3 separate regions of the Homo sapiens genome follow, and regions 1 and 2 are each linked to region 3. Evidence: chromatin loops called from intact Hi-C (ENCODE). Cell type or tissue: B cell. All regions are shown on one strand.

Region 1 (2,500 bases), 72 kb before region 3:
CTTGAAATGTTTGGCCAACTTTTAGTAACAAAGTGAGGTTTTAACATTCCTCGTCCAAGGGGGTTTTCCAAATCAAGGCCTGCATATTGTCTCATTTGCTCCCTCAATCTGTTTAAGAATCTAGCAGGTCCCTCATCTTTTTCCTGTTGAATATCAAATGCTTTAGAAAGATTTTGAGTTCGGGGTACTGATTCTCGAATTCCTTTTATTATCATCTTCCTTAGGTCCTTCACGTTTTCCCAGTGATTTGCATTGTTATTGTCCCACTGGGGGTCTCGGGTGGGAAATTTATGGTCTGCAGGAGGAACATTTTGACCAGAAGGGTGCTCACATTCCCAAACCACCATAGCAGCCCTCCGAATCGTACTTCGTTCTTCCCCTGAAAAGAGGACACCCAAAATGGACATCAACTCAGCCCAGTGTATATCTGAGGCCCTAGAAATTGATCAATTTGATCTGCTACTCCATAAGGGTCATCCAATAATGGCTTAAGCTCCTTTTTTAAATTCTGGACTTCTGAACTGGTCAAGGGAGAGTTTACAAAGCCAATAGCCACCCCCTGTCCTTGTGGTACCACCCTTAGAGGAAAGAAAGTTGGATCTGGCTCTTTAGGTGTGGAGGGAAATGGAAAGTTTCGAATATCTTTTTTACATTGCTCTATTTCACATTGAAGCCCCTTTAAAGAGGGATACTTAATAGTTTTGTTGAGGAGGGGGGCAGGCTCACAAGATGGTAATTCTGCAAAGTGAGGATTATAGGCAGGAGGAGCAATATGAGTATATGAGTATAGAAACCACAGGTCGGGGAGGGATCTGCAGCAGCAGCTGGGGGAATGGAACACGGGCAAGTGACACAGGTGAGGGAGTGGCCTGAAACAGCTGGGCAGTAACCCGAAACCGCAGCCAGAGGGACGGAATCGGGAACAACTGGAAGAGTGACACAAGCAGGGGAGGGACCTGAAATGGAAACGGGAGCTGGAGGGGCGGGACTGGGGGGCAACCAGAAGAATGATGCAAACAGGGGAGGGACCTGAAACGGAAATGGGAACCAGAGGGGCGGGATCGGGGCGGCCAGAAGAGTGACGCAAGCAGGGGAGGGACCTGAAACGGGAACCGGAGGGGCGGGATTGGGGGCAGCTGGAAGAGTGACACAAGCAGGGGAGGGACCTGAAACAGGAACTGGAGGAGTGGGATGGGGGCACTGAATGGAGGAAGGTGATCTAGAGGGTCCCACGTGTTAGTGGGTGTGGGTTGTCTAGACATGGGAACTCTTTCCCTGCCAGAGGGGTTGGCTTCTGGCTTTCTCCCTCCGGAGTCTAAAGGGTAAAGGAGGATAGGTCCCTGCCACCAATAGAGGGTGTAATCAATTTCTTCCTGGGAAACAGGGCTCTTATCATTAACATGCTCAATTAAGAGCTGACAAATCCGCTCCTCATTTGACCCAAATTTTGGCCAGAAAAGTGAGGGTTTCAGGATGGGTTCTCGAGCCCAAATAAAACAAAAATATTTTATCATCTGCTGTTTTCGTTTATACTTGGTCCTCTCATTATCTTTCCAATACTTTAGCATAAGCCCCAAGGGGCTATCAGAAGGAATTTCATTGCTCTCTTGACTCTTTAGTTTTCCTGTCTTACATGAAACATTCCCCATCTTAGGGGTTATGGGGGGCTCTAACCTCTCCTGTTAGAGGTGTCTACCCCCCTCTTTCTAGAGGCTCAATGAGGCTTTAAGAGGGGGTTCAACCTGTTGTGTTGGAGGTGTCTTACCTCCCCCTTTCTGGAGGCTTAGCCTCTCCCGTTAAGGGTTTCCTGCATATCCTATAGCTCACCCCTCTGGAGGCTCCTTGTACCCTTCTTTCTCTTTGTCTACTGTGACTCTTCCTGCCCCTAGTCGATAGATGGCAACACGAAACCGCAGAGAAGACTCACTCACTCCACACAACCATAATGCTTAGCCCCATTCACACACTGTCAAACTCCAAATTATCCTGACCACCAAGGAAATACTTTGTCACCTTTGTGAAGTCTCCTACCTTTTTCCATGCACAAGAATTACCTGGTCCTCTTATTGCCACGGTCTTGCAAGCCTCTCCTCCCTGCTTTGCTGAGAACCCAGATTTATTCATCACAATGGGTGGGCCCTGACCCCCCTCACCCTCTGGCCACCATAACAAGACAGTGGGACCCCTGGGTGAGGTGACCAAAGACCCCCTTCCCAAAGGAGAGTATTTGAGCCCCAGAATTTGGGCACCAGAATTGTTGAGAATAATGCCCAAAATCCTAAGGAAATTGAACACTCAAACAAAGGATTCTTAACCAAGCAATTTTACTTTTGCGCAGAGGGGTGCTTCTCCTTGGCCGGTCACCATGAGAGCACACCTGAACAAAGGGGCATGAGAGCCTTTATTCCTAATGCAAGTCCTGACCCTGTACCCTTTCCCCATTGGCCGGGGTCGGGCCCTACAATCTAAACTAGTCCCAATTGGCTAAACATTTGAACCT
Region 2 (2,500 bases), 50 kb after region 3:
TTAGAAGCTGTTCGAATGATAGAAGGGTGTCATTTTTGGGTGATCTTTCTAAGCATGTGGTACTATGTTAAATAATTGAATCAAGATTCCATTGCAAGGAATTGAGCTTGAAATAAGATATATCAGATGTGTAAAAAGTAATGAGCTGCTTTATAGGAAATGACTGAGAAGGTAATGTAATCTACAGTGTTTGATTATTTCCAGGCCCGTATCTGTGAAAAGGTTATTATATAGTTCTGTAGTGATAGCACTAGAGACCCTAACTACATGTGTCTTACGGAGAAAACTTTTAGCATACCAGCTGAAGATTTCAAAATATAAAGAGAGTGAAAGGATTTACTATACTCCATGTCCTTTTATTTTTTCAATCCTTCTACTTTTTGTCTAAAAAACCGAGTACTCATTGAGTGCTTATTGTATGCCAGGCACTGTTCTAAGCCTTTATACATGCTATCTCATTTAATCTTCATGAAGACTTCAAAAAATAAATATTACTATTATTCCCCATTATTACAGATTTTAGAGGTTTTTAAAAATTGAGATGGAGATTTATTTGTCCAAAGTCACACAGCTAGAGCTAGTAAGTGACAGGATTAGGAGAAAGGATCTTGCAAGATAATTAGGATACCATTAAAGAGCTATGAAAAGAAGCTGGCAGGGGTAAGATGAAGGGGTAGATGATAACTATAACGAGACAATTCTAAATCCAGGTAAGGATTGATTATGTGACTTTTCTATCACAATGATAGAAGAAAATTCTATTTTGAGAGAGATGCTGCAATAAGTAGCAGAATTTGGCAACTGATTCAATATTCTAAGTTAAAGGGTAAAAAGAAATGGGTGTTCAGGAGTTACTGAATTATGTGATAGCGTTAAAGAATTACCAGTATGATAAGAAATTTGCTTATAGGTAAGAAGAATAAAAGGAAAATAAACTGTTTTGTTAAGGTCAAATTGCTTACTTGAGATAGAACACTCCAGAAACTCCTAGAATATAGTTAGCTCAAGACATGCACATTTAGTAAATAAAAGACAAGTTTAGGCTCTAGTTCTGTGACTTTACATCCCAGGCACTTTGCAAATTCACTGTTTAATAATACAAATACCCTTGAGTTTTTACTTGCAACAATGATTAATATCTTAGTATTCATTTATTTATTAAGGTTCCTAAGGCGAAAGTACAGAGGGAGGAGTGAATGTGTTGGGATAATTTTAAAACATGGAAAGGCTAAATCTAGGAAAGCATTGAAGTACCTTTTTTTTTCTGTTCTTTTTCTTCCTCCTATCCCTCCCTGAGAGACAGGATCTCGCTATGTTGCCCACCTGGCCTCGAACTCCGGGGCGCAAGCCATCCTCTCACCTCCGCCTCCCAAGTAGCTGGGACCACAGGCGAGCTGGGATCACAGGCATGCACCACCACACTTGGCTTAAAGTGGAAGTCTGAGTATGAGTAGCCCAGAGGTCTGAGGAGTGAAGACAGGAAAACCAGGTGAAGGAGAAGGGTAAAGAATGAGGAATAAGAAACTGAGAAAGGGGAACTGAAAGGGGGATGATAATCACCTTCTTATGTAAAGAAATATGCCATTTCTTTTATAAAAGGCATATTTCCAGATTCTAGAAAACTAGAGTTTTATTCCTCAGTTACAGTATAAAATATATCTTTAGTTATAATTTTCCCTCTCAGGTTGGGCATTCTTTTCTTAAGTTGTTCTAAGCATAGTGTTTTAGAAAGCTTCATTAGGGTATACTTTTGTAACATTAATTACTAAGGTTTATTATTAAGGTTTATTAATGTTTCCTTATGCATTTTCCAGGTACAGGCTGACACTTTCTGTTTTAGGCTCAAGAGTGGTATTGAAATTCTGTGTATGTTTTAATTTGACTTCTGATTTCAGCATAATTATAGGTTTGAGAATTTTATTCTATTTTATATGACCAAGTAACTTAGGGCAGTGGAAGTAAAAGGCCTGGGATATGATCAAGTTGAGTGATAAGGGAAGGGAAGCCCACTGGTAGTATGTAACTTGCCCTGTATATATTTTGTCCTGAAGCAAAAACAGGTTACCAAATAAAGGCATGATTTTGTAGTATCTCATGCTCGATTTTTAAAATAATATTTAATTTTTTTGAAGTGCTGATGTTTTTACTGAAGAATACAGGAAAATTTATACTGAAATTGTTTTTTTCAGGATATATACTGAAGGTATTAAAAAATAGTAAATGTACAAATCATCCAACCCTAATAAAAAGGAATGCTCTGAACCAAACAGAAGCAGATTACATCCCTTTCAAAAATTTGAAAGAATGCAGTATTTTACCATAAAAAGAGTACAGCTTTGAAGTGAGACAGACCTAATTTCACATGTATGCTCCTAGTGCATATTAGCTACAGCTCCTCCATCAGTTTCTTTACCTGTTTATAGCCTGTTTCTTTATCTGTGATAAGTGAGGTAATACCTACTTGGCTGTATTGTTAAGATTAATTAGAATAACAAATGCG
Region 3 (2,500 bases):
TAATGAGAAGTAAACAATTGCAAGAGTCAGAGTATCCTAATCATTTAGTTATACACATTTTACTTTTAAAATGCATGATTTCTGTAATTTTGTTTTTGTGTTTAGGTAATTCTAGGTTTTAACGAGGGTTCTGTGTACCTAGAAAAAATAATATGTGCGTCTTTCAAATAGAACATGAGGAAATAGTAGTATTTGCTTTATGGAACCATGAATTCCTACCTCCCAACTAATTTTAAGTAACATGTAAACCAATGTGAATGATGAGTCCACTTTTTAGTCATTAAACAGTAATTGTAAAATGTAGTGAGATTATCAGCCCATGCAAACAACTGTTTAATGCTGTACAACTCAGACATGAACTATTTTGACTGTTTTCAGTCCCAAGAATTTGTTTAAATGAGGTTCCATTCTCTTTATTCTTAACAGATCTCAAGAATCGGGAGGGTGGAAATTTGTAACTGAAAACATGGAATTAGTTCCAAAATATGAATTGATGTTAAGAGCTGGGGTTCTAAAAATCACTTCCTTTTCTTCTGCATGTGAACGTATGGTCGAGTCCTTAAACTTTCTTTCTAAACTTCTCAAAATTCTGGTTATATATAGAAGACCCGCAGTCACAAGGGAGAAAGGGTGGGAACAGAATGTAAATTTTATAGTAGAGAAGATTTACATTTTGCGCTTTCTCACTATTCATTTGCCATTAACAAAGGTTATCTAGCAACTTTAATTTTAGTTTGGGGGGCTAACACGGGTCTTGCAAAAGAAGTTTCCTCTTGAAGCACTTGCTTTAAAAAAAGCCTTTTGGCCACCTTCCCAGGCGGTAGCGAATTAAGCTGCGCAGGCGCCTTGCTTCCCCCTCCATCAACATGTTCGATTGGCCTACGATTGATTACATCATTGGTCCGCGCAACCCTAGCAGGCTTCTGGGCCTGTAGCTGAGCCGAAGCTCTTCCTTTTGCGTAGCGGGGCGGGGCACGATGGTGGCGGGGGGGGAGGGGGGAATTGTTCTACTACGCATGCGCACCGGGGATGGCGACAGGGCCTCTTTCTTTGCTTCTCTCCACAGCTCTTCCCAGCCGGGGGGCTGAGTGCCCTCCCCCTTCTCTCCCTGCCCCTCCCCTTTCTCCCCCCTCACCGCCCAGCGGGGCTTCTAACTGACAGTTGTCGCCGGGCCCCGTCCGTGCACCGCCTCCTTCTGCCCGTGTCCCCCGCAGGTAGAGGGGGGCGGGAGGGGGTGTGAGGGAGAGGAGGAGCCGGAGCCGCCGCTGCGGCCCCCTCCGGGGAGGGGAGAGGAGAACCCCCTTCCTCCTCGCCCCCTCCCAGCCCCCCGCTGGCCCGGGAGGGGGTGGGGCGCCGAGGCCGCGGCGACCCGGCAGGGCCTGGCCGGTGAAGAGCAGGCGGGCGGGGTGCGGAGGGGTGAGGCCGGCGAGGGCCGTGCGCGCGCCGCCGCCGGGGGGGAGGGGAGAGGAGGGCACCTAGGCTCTCCTCTTCTCTCCCCCCTCCTCGCGCGCCATGTAACCCCGCCCCGCCGGCGGTGAGCTCAAGACCCCCGCGCGCACCGAGCCGAGCCGGCGGCTGAGGAGAGCCAGGCCCGATGTGGCGGGGGCTACGCGCCGCGGCCGAGCCGTGAGGAAGCGGCTCGCGCTCACGCGTCCCCCAGCACCTCGAGCGGCTGTTCCACACCGCCCAGCCTAGGCCTGCCGGGGCATGAGTGTGCCCGGGACGCCGGGAGCGATGGAGCCGGCTGGGGAGGAAGAGCGGCCGCCACCGGCGGCCGAAGGAGAGGACGACGAGGAGGAGGTGGCAGCGGCGGCCCAGACCTCAGGGCCGGCCCACGGAAGGAGTGCCTCCTCGCTGGAGGACGCGGACGATCAGGAGGAAGAGATGGAGGCGATGGTGATCGGAGGCGGTTGCTGCAAGGAGCAGGAGCTGACCTACGAGCTACAGCAGGGCTACCGCATCCTGGGCGAGTTCCTGCAGGAGAAGCACCGGGGCCTCACCGCCCCCTTTCTGCAGCCCTTGGGGGGCGTTGCCACCGCGGAGGAGGAGGTGGCGGAAGGGCCGCGCAGCGGGGGCCGGGGCGGTCGCGCCTTCCCGCAGCAGCCCGGACAGGGCATGTGTCTGCTGCAGATGGAAGAGAAGTTCGCCAGCGGCCAGTACGGGGGCATCACCGAGTTCGTGGCGGACTTCAGGTTGATGCTGGAGACGTGCTACCGCCTGCACGGAGTGGACCACTGGATCTCCAAACAGGGCCAGAAGCTGGAGATGATGCTGGAGCAGAAGTTAGCGCTTCTCTCTCGGTAAGCGAGCCCGGTCCCCGGTGGGACTGACAGACTGACACAAACACACACTCACACGTGCCCGAGGATGGGCTGGGCCAGGGGCCTGGGGGCGGCGCTGATAGGTGCTGAGTCGGTGCTGGAGAAGCCCGGGAGGAGGAGCGGCGCTGGGCGGGGACCGGAGGGGTGTGGTGGGTGTGGGCCGAACCCGGCTTGCGCGT

The links. Hi-C counts contacts between places; a loop is a spot of excess contacts. Peaks named below come from ENCODE experiments on the same cell type or tissue, not always from the same donor. Only the 100,000 strongest peaks of a DNase experiment are listed, where the experiment ranks them.
Region 1: a loop joins it to region 3, with 7 times the contacts of the local background. A loop is called at or near these places in 6 of 110 quality-filtered maps.
Region 2: it touches region 3 in a loop (2.0-fold over the local background); 16 of 110 quality-filtered maps call a loop at or near these places.

What each region holds. Positions count from the first base shown.
Region 1 is chr9:6,078,971-6,081,470 of GRCh38, reverse strand. No RefSeq gene overlaps it. Among named protein-coding and RNA genes, the nearest start is that of RANBP6, 65 kb to the right of the region's middle. In B cell, no CTCF peak of the experiment used is centred here; a DNase peak (open chromatin) is centred at 1,080; H3K4me3 peaks cover 1,174 bases; H3K27ac peaks cover 911 bases.
Region 2 is chr9:5,957,416-5,959,915 of GRCh38, reverse strand. All of the region lies in intron 3 of BRD10 (bromodomain containing 10), which reads left to right. Among named protein-coding and RNA genes, the nearest start is that of MIR4665, 49 kb to the left of the region's middle. In B cell, no CTCF peak of the experiment used is centred here; a DNase peak (open chromatin) is centred at 1,485.
Region 3 is chr9:6,006,995-6,009,494 of GRCh38, reverse strand. It overlaps BRD10 (bromodomain containing 10), which reads left to right and starts at 1,013. Exons shown (of 8, transcript NM_001017969.3): 1 at 1,013-2,300. The coding sequence starts at 1,708. It overlaps MIR4665 (microRNA 4665), which reads right to left and starts at 1,669; the gene lies at 1,591-1,669. RefSeq lists silencers at 946-1,465, 1,516-1,745, 1,936-2,095, 2,486-2,500 and enhancers at 983-1,482, 1,483-1,984, 2,116-2,345. In B cell, no CTCF peak of the experiment used is centred here; DNase peaks (open chromatin) are centred at 1,024, 1,434 and 2,404; H3K4me3 peaks cover 2,247 bases; H3K27ac peaks cover 2,272 bases.